Linked DNA regions of Homo sapiens: region 1 is linked to region 2. Evidence: chromatin contacts called from ENCODE Hi-C or POLR2A ChIA-PET data. All regions are on one chromosome and are shown on one strand. The core of a region is the stretch at or near the end of the contact, and the rest is flanking DNA. Distances in the headings are between cores, read along the strand shown. Region 1 overlaps IMMP2L (inner mitochondrial membrane peptidase subunit 2). Region 2 overlaps IMMP2L (inner mitochondrial membrane peptidase subunit 2).

Region 1 (6,156 bases), core at 1,255-3,754, 510 kb before region 2:
CCTCTGGAAACCCTGCAAGGTTTCACAGATGAAAAATTTTGCTTACTGAGATAAAGTAATTTCCACACTGTTGAATCACGATTTGAACTGAGGTCTTGGATTCAAAGCCCACCAGGTTTTCACTGACTTTCCCTCTTTGCTGATGCTGCTTCTGAAGAGCACCTTGGATAGGATGGGGCCTGCTTTTCCACTGAATCAGAGGGAAGGGTGTGCATAAATGCATGATGTTTGCAAGTTGAAGGAGTCCTTACCAAAAATCAGGAAGCCTTTATGAATTTCTGTATCCTAGTTGTTTCCTGGTTGTATTTTCTCTCTACATCAGTTGTACTAGAGCATGACCTTCAAATTCATTTGTTTTTACATATTGCTGACTTAAGATTGAATACATCAGTTTTAACCTCTCTTCTCTTAGTATCCAGATGCTTATCAGTTTACCAACAGAAAGTCACAATTATCTCCATGAAAGAAGCAATTTTATAGGGCTTAGCTTCATCATTGTATCAGTGTTGACTTTTTTATTGGGTATCTTTGCCAAAAAATGACTAACTTTATGCCTTACATAATTACATTTCTCCTCCTTTATTATTTTTGGCTGGTTTTCCTCTTTCTTTCTTATTTCTTTTTTTGTGTATGTGCCATTTTGGTCTTTCCTGAGAATTTTCAAGTGAGAACTACTAGGTCAGACAAGACTAAAGATAAAGAATTTGATACTGGTATTCATGTTCTAAAGAGTACTAAGTGTCTGTTTATAAAATATTGTTTACTTATAATGTGAAAGGAGCAAGATAGTCCTGAAAAAATTTTTTAAATTGCTTTCTATAGATTACTTGCCAGGATCTGCTTCCAGTGGAACCAAAATTGTTGTAATTCATCAGTTTTTCTTTTTTATCCTTGTATTAGACCACATGTATCCAAATGTCTCCTGATTTTTCACATGCTTAGGCTCTGTTTGCCGAGCCAGGTTATTGGTACCAGGGGCTGCTAGAAAGATCCGTGGAGGATGATAGCTGGATTATTTATGGTCATATACTTGTTTCTTGTGACCTTGTCACAGGTCCCTCTGGGGAGGAAGTATGGCTTGGTCAATCTGGTGTCTTAACATAGTGTCTAGCACAAAGTAGGCACTTAATGTTGAAAGAATGAAAATGCAAACTCTACGTGGAGAAAGGACCATGCTGACCTTGTTCTATAACACATATTTATCTCTTAGCACAATTCCATGGTGCATGGTAGGTACACATATACTGACTGATTCAGGAATTGTGTGTCAGATTTGCTTGGATCCCTACTCTTGTGTTCTCTGATATTCATAGTTTGATGGTTTCCTCTTTATAAATAAAATCTTGATTTTGTGTAGGCTTATGATGATTGAAAGGTTACATTTTACATAAGATACTGCTTTATAACTTATTATTTTCCTCTTACCTTCAAACCTCCCACACAACTTTTAAATAGTTTTTATAATTAGGATGACTTGTGGTGGATTTATCCACCTGGTTGCCATGGATGAGTGATTGGTGACTTTGTACAAGCTAAAATATAAGCAGGCTTAAGAACAATTTTAGATGAATTAATGCATGATCAAGCCACAAGTTGTTACGGGAAGGAGAGAAATTTACAGTGTGGGTTGTTATGTGGTTGAGGTCAGCATCACCAAGAAACTCTCACTTGTAAGTGCTGTATGCCAGGTGGCAAATATGGTTTCACTTGATTCTGAAAGCTTATTTAAAAAATATTCTCAGTTTAAGCACTTCAACAATGAACTGGGTGTACTTACAATTTTAAGCAATAATTTTCTCAGGAGCAGTGTTTTGAACCTCAGTGACTTCCATAGTTACAAGAAGAATGAGGTAACTGATAAAAATTATTCCCTTTTTGCTGGGGGTGATTTTAGTACCTGATTGTTATTGCTTAGATGAAATTTTCCCAGAGGAAGTCGGGGCTAGGTACTTATTACTGTGGTGGTTTTAAACATTTAAGGTGTGAACAAAAGACCGGATCATCTGAATGATTCTTTGGCAATTTACATAGACAAGGAGGTGCATTAACTTTGCCAATATGTGAATGCCATAAAACTTTAAGAAAATTATTGGATATGACAACATAGAAATGTTGTGTTCATTTCTTCATGTATGAATGGCTTCTTTAGTATTTACATGATAGAAGCTTTTAACAGTGTTTTATTATTATGAAATATAGGTGCCCCTCACAATTCAGATAAAACAGGACTGAATTGAGCGTTTTCTTTTGAGCCTCTGAAAATAGCAACCACTTGTACCTTGTTTCCAGGGTAGCTTTTATTGCTCTTGCTTCCTTGGCTTGGAGCAGGATCAGCACATATCAGATTGAGACATCTCCCACATGCTCCTTTATAATCTCTCAGAAAAACACTTGCCCTGACTTTGTTGTGCAGGCGATGGTAGCAATGCTCTGGTCAGCAGTCAGGTTGTGGAAATGAGAAGTGAAAGAGCAACGGTGTTCAGGTCTTTATCTATATTTAAAATGTTCTTTTACATCATTGGCACTGGTTTCAGCTCCCTCACTGTTGGGTCTTTTAACCAGTTGTTTAAAAAAAGTTAATTCTCTTTTATTTTCAATACTTAAAAAAGTCTCAAACCATAAAGGCAACTCACTTTTTCTTAGTCAATAGTGATCTCAGTGTTTGTTTTAGTATCTGCCAAAGTTCTTAAGAAACAGTTAAAAGACAATAAAAAGTTATAGAAATAAAGAATTCTGGCTTAGAAAGAACCTTAGATATTAAATCTACCCCCCCCCCCTTTTTGGAGACAGGGTCTTGTTTGGTCACCTAGGCTGTAGTGTGGTGGCACAGTCATAGCTCACTGCAGTCTCAAACTCCTTAGCTCAAGCAGTCCTTCCACCTCAGCCTCCCAAGTAGATAGGACTACAGGTGTATGCTACCATGCCTTGCTAATTTTTAAATTTTTAGAGATGGAAGTCTTGCTGTGTTGCTCAGGCTGGCCTCGAACTCCTGACCTGAAGTGACCCTCTTGCTTGGCCTCCCAAATAAGCCCCTTCTTGTCACACATGAGGAAACAGGCCAGAAGTGACTTGTTCAAAGTCATGGAACTGGTTATAGACAGAGACAGATATCTACCTCAGGTCTCCTGAGTCTCATTACCATGCTCCTTTTTGGGGACCAGTGACTACATGGAGTAGAAGTAATGTAGGAGAGCATTACTGGAAAAGAAGAGGAGGCTCACAATTCAGGAAATGTGAATTTAATGCAACTTTTATTAATGTTTCCCCCTTAATTTACATTTTAATCATGCATACTACCTTATAACTAAGATAGCTGTGGCATCATATTTGGAAGCATTCCGTTTCTGTCCTGCAGGTATCCTCAGCTGTTTTGTGAAGGTCCATGCATGCAGGGCATGATGAACAGCAAAGAGAAGACATGTTTCCATTCTGTGCCTCTTAAAATAAAAGTAGCGAATATTTGACAGAACTTTCCAGAAGTTTCCAGAAATATAGATAGCCTGCACTGGCTACATAAACAACATTATAGTCAGTTAAATATATTGATTGCTGCATAAACAGGAAAGAATCTTGCTCAGTGTTATTTGTACTACTTAGAGCAGCAGAGATTGGGGTGAGAGTGTGGTTTGTTCATTGTGATGGGATAGAAATTAACACTAGTGTTACCCCGTATTATCTGTATATCATAGTGACTTCCTAGGGCAGATACCATCTTTCTGTTTTAGAAACCAGCAAAAATTCAAAGAAGAAAATAGTAATCGTCTCCATTCCTAGCATATAGAATTAACCACTGCTAGCATTTTGATGCTGCTTTCTTCCCTCTTTTGGTATACTTTAATAATTACACAAGTAACATATGAGTGGTTATTAAACAATTAAAACAATATAAATATTCAATTTTAAATACTTTTATGTGCACATATAAATGTATGTTGAAATGTAAGGTATTGTTTAGTGAGAGTTTTTGAATGGTACTATACTGTATGCTTAGCCATCTTTATATCCTCTGTACTTAGCATTGCTGCTTGATAGCAAATAAATGCTTACTGAATTAAAAATTCACGTAATAAATTCTGTATATACTCTATCCAAACTGAACTTATTTTAGTTTCTTAAACAGCTACATTTTATTTTGCCCCTAGGCCTTCATATATGTTACTGCTTTTACCTGAAATGCCGAGGTCTTGCCTCAAATGCCATTTTTTGGGGGTGGGGGTGGAGTGGGGCAGGCCTTCCTTGATCATTTTCTGATGAATAGACAGCCTTGCTTCATGCTGTCATGCTTCAGGGCCATCGTCCCTTTTAATGCTCATCCATTGGAAATAATTGTTGAAGGGCAGTCTTCCTTGGTATATTGTAACTCCTTGAGGGCAGGGAGCACATCTGCTTGTTTGCCAAAAAAAAAGTTTGAGGAATGGAATTATGAGCATAATTTTAGTATTAAATATTTTGACATGTAATTCAAGAGAACAACAGAATAGCAGTGCTTTGACAGGCTACCACGGCCCCTTGACACTTTCTTATCTCCTTCCTTCTCCCACCATTGTCCATCTATTTCCAGATCCTGTCAGTTTAACTTCCAAAATATATACATAAATCTGCCCATTTTAATCCATCTCCACTATCATGCTACTCCAACTATCATCTCTTGCCCTGGACCACTAGAATAATGTGGTTTCCCTATATCCATTTTTGTCCTATCCAGGCTTTCAGATAGATGATTATTTCAAAATGCAGATAGGATCATTCACCTCAATTTTAGAACATTTCAGTTACTTCTCATTTGCTGCAAATCCTTACGGGGCCTGTGAGGTCTTAACTGCTCTGGGATTTACATTGCCTCCTCCCATTCATGTCCCACTGTGCTCTTCCACTTCCTGTGTGCTTTATCTGCACCAGCCTCCCTTCAGTTGTCCATCACAACATGGCCACTCCTGACCCAGGGACTTTGGCATGTGACATGGCTGCTCTCTGGAATACCCTTGCCTACCCACAGTTCTTTATCTAGAGAAGTTCTCCTCATTTTTCAGTTCAGCCTCTTCCTCAAAGACCTTTCCTGACCTCTGTGTATCTCTCTTATAGCACTTATTACAACTCTTATGTATGTTTATGTGATTTTCAGATTGACCCTTATCACTCCATAGTTGACTGTAAAAACTTGATAAGATCAGGGACTGGGACTGGCCTTGTTCACTGTTTTATGATTCCCTGGTACCTAACACAGTGCTTGTGGAAGACCGTTAGTAAATACTGGTTGAAAGAATGAATGAGCCAGGTAGTAAGTGACTGGGTAGATGAGTGGATGGATGATTGAACTGCCTTAGTGGGGCAAAGAGAAAATCCACTGGAAGTCATTTTCTGATGGAACCACGTAGAGGTTACAAAGTAGGATCTGGTAGTGGTGTTCATTTTCTGTGCAATGTTTGTTCTGCAGATACTTTTTCTTAATCTAGTAAGGAGGTAAACTAAATGTGAGGAGACATTCAGGGTGATATTTCTTTGCTAACTTTTCCCCTGTTTTCATTTTCAGAAGGTAATAAACTTGAGGAGTGAGTAAACAGCTGACCTTTAAACACCCAAATATCAGTATTTTCCAGACTTGCTCTATTAAGGGAATCACCTGAAGTGTTTGATTTTGGAGGTCTGAGTCGGAGTGGGGATCTTCATTTTTAAGCATGTCAGTCAAGGCAAGCTTGGGGAACACTACCCTGGAATTATTATCTGGGAGTTGTATATGACTTAAACATAAGTGTAGACCACTTAAAATAACTTTGAAGCTATCAAACTGGTCAAAGAGGAATTGATTATTTACTGTTGAGCCGTTTCCTTTCTCTTCTACGTAGTAACTATTTTTTTTCCTATGTACATGGGAGCATTTTATAAATTATTTGTGGATTCAGATATTTTATAATCTGAAATCTTTGGATTTATTTATTTATTTATATATATTTTGGAAACAATAAAAAGAATAGATGTGGAGGTCATTCCGTTTTTAAATTTATTATAAGACTGATGTTTGTGTTGCTAAACCTGTGGTTAGAAGTGTTTTCAGAGAGACTGAGCTAATGAAATCTAATATTGAGGAAAATGCATCTTTTGCATCTTGAAGGTACTGATTTGATAAATATGTCAAGGTTATTCTTTTATATTAATGGA
Region 2 (6,040 bases), core at 1,933-4,432:
GTATATATGCACATAATATATATGCATTATATATATGTATATATTATATATAATATATAGTACATATATACATATATGTATATGTATGTATTATATATTATATATACTATATATTATAATATATAATATATACATATATAATATAAAATACATAAAATATATATTATAAAATATATAGTATAAACTACATAAATATATATATTTATTATATATAATTATCTGAAATATAATGTAAAATATATATTATATAAAATATAAATATATAAAAATATATATCATATAAAAATATAAATATATTAATTTATATATAAATTATTATATATATAATTACTGGACTTTTTTTCAAGTTTGACAGGGAAGGAAGACAATATTCAAGTAACATCCATGTAGCTAATCTTCATTCTATATTCTTATCTGAGTTTAACCTAGATGAAACACAAGGCTTTTAGTGCAAAGTGAAGACGTAGTTTTAATTTTAGATGTTGAGATAAGATGTCAAAACATCTTACTCAAGCTGGCTGATACATATAGTTGTTTTTTGCAATGCACACTAAATCTCAGGCAAGAGAATTTCATATTTTTATCCTTGAAATTTTCTGGCATTATGCCATTGTTCTTAGCATAACATTATTAGTGCTACATTTTAGTTTGTTGTCTGAGGATTCCTAGGGAGTTGAATGCATTGGATCTAAGAAAATAGTTGTTGAGATATCTGAAGGAACTACTTTATAATATTTCTTAAGAGTGTTTGAAGTGGGGAATTGCTTAAGAGTCTTTGGTGTTTGAGAGAGGCTATATAAAAGGCAACACAAGTGTGTCAATCACTAGCATCGAAAAGTTTTTTTTTTAAATCATTCAATTCAGTGGTCTTAATATATTCACAGAGTTCTGGGACTGTCCGCAATATTTAATACAAGAATATTTTCATTACCCCCTAAAGAAACCCTCTACCTATTAGCATTCACTCTCCATTTACCGCCAGTTTCCTCAGCTCTAAGCAACTGCCAATCTACTTTCTGTCTCTACTGATTTGCCTGTCTTGGACATTTCATGTAGATAGACTCAAACAATAAGTGGCCCTTTTTTCTATTGTGGTGAAAAACACAGCAAAATTTACCCTCTTAACCATTTGCAAGTATACTTTTTAGTAGTGTTAAGTATATTCACGTTGTTTTAAAACAGGTCTGCAGAACTTTTTCATTTTGCAAATCTAAAACTCTATGCCCATTTTAAAAAAGCTCCCTCTTTCCTCCTGTCTCTTGCCACTGGTAACCACCATTCTACTTGCTGTATCTATGATATTAACTAGTTTAGATACCTCATTTAAATGGAATCATACAGTATTTGTCTTCTTGTGACTGACTTATTTCACTCAGCATAACGTTTTCAAAGTTCATCTATGTTTTATTACATGATAGGCTATCCTTCCTTTTTAAAGCTGAATAAGATTTCATTGTACGTACATATCACATTTGTTTGTCCATTCTTCTGGTAATGGACATTTGGGTTGCTTCTGTCTCTTGGCTATTGTGACTATTGCTGCTGTGAACATGGGTGTGAAAATATCTCTTTAAGACTTTGGTTTTCATTCCTTTGTGTATATACCCAGAGATGGCATTGCTGAATCATATGGTAATTTTAATCTTAATTTTTTGAGGAACCTCCTTACTGTATTCCATAGAGGATGCACCATTTTACAGTGCCACCAACAGGGCACCAGGGCTCCAATTCTCCACATCTTTGACAACACTTATTATTTTTGTGTTTTCTTTTGTTTGATAGGTGTGATCCTAATGGGTGGGTGTGGGATGATATCTCACTGTGGTTTTGATTTGCATTTTCACAAGCTTGTTGGCCATTTGTATGTCATATTTGCAGAAATATCTATTCAAGTCCTTTGCCAATTTTTAGATGGCTTATTTGGTTTTTTGTTGTTGTTGCATATAAGAGGTTTTTGAATATTCTTTATATTAGCCCCTCATCAAATATATGATTTTTTTTCCCATTCCATAGATTACCTTTCACTCTGTTGACTGTGTCCTTTGATGCACAAAAGTTTTAAAGTTTGATGTAGTTCCATTTGTCTGTTTTTGCTTTTGTTGTCTGTGCTTTTCATTTCATATCCAAGAAATCATTCCAAAAGCCTTTTAAATAGTCAACTTATGATAAAAACAGAGTTCAGTGATTCAAAGATTAATCCAGGAGTCATTTATATTTGCATTTAAAATGTAATTTGTACATACATAAGTGTGTGTGTATGTGTGTGTGTATATATATATACACACACAATTTTTTTTTCTTTTGACACAGAGTCTCACTCTCCTGCCAAAGCTGGAGTGCAATGATGCAATCTCGGCTCACTGCAACCTCTGCCTCCCAGGTTCAAGCAATTTTCGTGCCTCAGCCTTCTGAGTAGCTGTGATTACAGGCATGCGCCACAATGCCTGGCTAATTTTTGTATTTTTGGGGTTTTGCCATGTTGTCCAGACTGGTCTCAAACTCCCGGCCTCAAGTGATCTGCCTCCCTCGGCCTCCCAAAGTGTTGGGATTATAGGCGTGAGGCACCACACCTGGCCTGTTTGTACTTATATTTGATTATGGATATGCCTACTTTTCTGAAAAGTAATTGCCAGCAAAATAATGAAGTTTTGCTGTGAATATATGACTTGAGAAGCTGGAAATATGTCCAGTTTTCCTGACTTGACCCCTAGGTCAAGACCTCCTTGATATGAGGGAACTTTTTACATGTTTGTCTTTCAAAGAATTTTCTTGGTAAGATGAAAGCTATATGAGGTGGTAAACCAGACTTGTTTTTTAAAAAAGAAAAAAAAAATAAGCAGTCTACTTAATGTTTAATCAAGATATACCACAGATAAACTAAACGAATAAAAGATATACATAATTAAGATTTTACTCTATAATATTGCCTAAGTTACAGGGAATCATTCTACTTCACTGTAAAATGAATGATTTTTTCCACTTGTAGGCAAGGGGCATATATGGGAGTTTGTATGTGGGAGGAGTTAGTTTGGAGTGATGCCTGTGAACATAACCTGCTTGCACTCAAATCCTCCTCTTCTCCTCCTTCTGTGTTCCTTTTTATGTTGAATGGCTTCCTGTTCACCCACTTACTAAAACAGAAACTTGCACACCCTCCTTCCGTTTTCATCTCCCTCACACCTCCCATCCAGGCAGTCACCCAATTCTTTCAGTCTTACCTCGAAAAGTAAGCCTGTTTCTTTCTGTCCTTATTGCTACTTTCCTTGTGCAAGACTTCATGTTCTGCCTTAAAGTGTTGTAGAAGCCTTTTCATTGGCCAGCCTGCCTGCCTTGACTTGCCTCCTTCAGTCAGAAACATATTTATAAAATATGATTTGCTCATGTCTACCTCTTACATAAAACTCTTAAGTGGTTCTCAATTGCTCTTAGTACTAATACTGAAGTTATTATCGTGGCTTATAAGGTCTTTTGCAGTCTCACACATGTTTACCACAACAGCCTCATCTGTCCTTAGGTACTTTTCCCTTATATAATCTTTATCTAGGGGTCTTCTAAGGCCCTCTCTCCTTGTTTGTTTCTCTCAGTGGATTGTGGGGTTCATGAATTTAGGAATCATACCAATCTAGCTCACTGCTATAGTTCTTGTACCTAGTGCAATGTATAATACGTCAGGTATGCAGTACAATTGTGCTGAATGAATGAAAGCTGCAGTGCACATAAGCTATATGGAAGCCCTTCCTCTTCCTAATTGCAAATTTTCTTACAATAATTTAGGATGTTCGTTATTTTCTAACTCCCAACAAGCTTGAACAAGTTCTGAAAAAATAAGATACAGTGAACCCTCTCAGCTTTCATTTCCTCATCGGCAAGTTAGGGGCTAAAGCCTTTACTAATAAATCTGTAAGCTAAAGTGATTGGACCCATTCATCTCTGAAATTTCTGTTCTGTGATCCTATAAACATGTGTCCACCCTAACTTACCTAAAACTCCAGAATAGCTACCACATATGTAATGTATAAATAGTCGCTCTAAATCTATATTTATTGGCCTTCTAAAACATAATTTCTGTTAAGGTTGGTTTAAATTTTTTTAAAAGTCAGGATTGTGTCTTTATCAACTATGTTTCATTTGCCCCTATGTTAATATCATATATAAATATTACTATATGTGAATTATTTCATTGTAAATTGAAAAAGTATAATGTAGAGGAACTGAATGCATTCATGTTTATTTGCCTAGGTGAAATTTATATTTGTTTTTATTTTATTGGCTGCATTATTATGAAATACTGTTCGCACTATAGTGAGTCATTTCTGAAAGTAATTGCAACATTGTATGAGGTACTCAAACTCCTTAAAGGAAGAATAACAATATAAATTCAAAATGATAATGGAAATAATTGCATTGTTACTCTGAAAACTCGTGCTTGGACATCTCATCAGAAATGGTGCATATGAAAATTAGCCATATCAAATTTTACCTGAAATAGCCATAGAAATTTATTTTATCCCTGTACCTTTGATCTGCATTACATTTCAGCTCCTCAACTAATAGAATTCTCTCTCCCTGTACCTTTTTTCCCACTCGAACTCCATAAATATCTGTTACTCAATATAGACAGGGGGATGAAAATGGACATACTTACCTTCTCTTGCCTTCCACACATGAGTAGAAATGGTTCTGGAAAAGTGGGCTCCAGTAATATGCTGCCCAGCTGTGAAGTCCCAGAGAGAAATACAGGATGGCAGGAAATGGCAATGTCATAAGAATTTTGTGCTCGCTCTCCTACCAGAGCCATAGCAATTTCTAGCTTAGGGCATACCCTTCCCCACCCAAGGCACATTTTCTTCCTGGTGAGAATTGATTCATAGCCTATCAAAATCACACAAGTAAATGAGTAATTTATTTGTTTTCATTTGTTTATTCACTCATATAGAGAAAACACTCACTGACACTCTTGTCAGTTGTTGCCGTCTTCAGTGCAGCATGGTTTCAGAATTCGTTCCTTGCCCAGTAGCAAAGCTGCAAACTCTCACATCATATTGGCTAAGGGTATGATTACTCAGCTATAAGAAATGATCCTGGTCCAGAAAAGAAGGCCACAGGCTCTCCATTTATTGCCTCCCTCCCCCTTAGACTTCATTTCAGAGTAATGACATAGTAAGGGGACTCTTTTCTTCAGAAAATTGTTTTTCAAATGCACTGCATTCCTGAAGGAAACTATCTGTTGTGCATGCATTTTTGGGTACTTTTTTCTTTAATAATAACACAGCTACCTGTCCAGTTTGGGTGCATGTGGCTTTAGAATGACATGAGCAATATTTCTCTAGGTATATAGTCTGACCACTTAGTTATAAGCGTTACTGAATCAGATAGTAATGAATACTGCTCTCAGCAAATGGCAGTCTGTCTAAAATTTAGTCTTCATAATTCAACATGATTAATCTAGCACATGATTTTCTCTCTTTCCACTGGCAACTAGAACCATATATTTTAAAATTTAGTGGGTACTTTTTTTCTTTCCATAATCATTGCCTGTTATCACATCTCTACCCTCTCGTCAGTGCCACTCACTTCTACAGCCCTTTGCCAAGGATTACTCTCATCTACTGATCTCAGGAGTACTCCCTTGGTTTCCACAGTGATAATGGACCTGACTCATCGCATGCTGGGGACACTTTCAACACCTGGGTCTGTATCTTGACCTTTTTTTTTTTGTCCAGCTCTGATGGCCTCATTAAGCAGTAAACTTTGAGGCTATACCTCAAACTTGTCTTCAGTTGAAACTTTGCCACGTTTGTAGTCTTGAGACCATGAATGTCCTTTCTCCGGCCAAAACATGACCTATGATTGTAACTCTGTGCTTCCTTTATGCTCACTGAGCTTACCTTTCACACTAGCATGAGCTTCAGTTATCTGATTTCTTCCAAAGTACCTGGATGGAGGACCTAGCTTGTTCTTTGACCTTCAGAATCTCATCAAATGTCCACAAACCCCAGTTTCTTTCTGTGCAAAATAGTTGTTTGGCCTGGATCTATAC

Evidence for each region. Hi-C counts contacts between places; a loop is a spot of excess contacts on that map. ChIA-PET counts read pairs that join two places held with the same protein, here RNA polymerase II (POLR2A). Pooled maps may share reads with other maps.
Region 1: a pooled map shows a loop between it and region 2 (5-fold over the local background). The contact joins two enhancer-like sites. A Hi-C loop is called at or near these places in 1 of 37 single-sample maps with no recorded cell type and 4 of 50 pooled maps. POLR2A ChIA-PET finds 5 or more read pairs at or near these places in 1 of 52 experiments (T-cell).

What each region holds. Positions count from the first base shown.
Region 1 is chr7:111,524,044-111,530,199 of GRCh38, reverse strand. All of the region lies in intron 1 of IMMP2L (inner mitochondrial membrane peptidase subunit 2), which reads left to right. Among named protein-coding and RNA genes, the nearest start is that of IMMP2L, 35 kb to the left of the region's middle. RefSeq lists enhancers at 2,550-2,599, 2,920-2,989. Within about 2 kb of position 2,504, at least 2 of the 41 ENCODE cell types and tissues checked have a DNase peak (open chromatin) inside an H3K27ac peak, as active enhancers do.
Region 2 is chr7:111,010,618-111,016,657 of GRCh38, reverse strand. All of the region lies in intron 3 of IMMP2L (inner mitochondrial membrane peptidase subunit 2), which reads left to right. Among named protein-coding and RNA genes, the nearest start is that of LRRN3, 77 kb to the left of the region's middle. Within about 2 kb of position 3,182, at least 6 of the 41 ENCODE cell types and tissues checked have a DNase peak (open chromatin) inside an H3K27ac peak, as active enhancers do.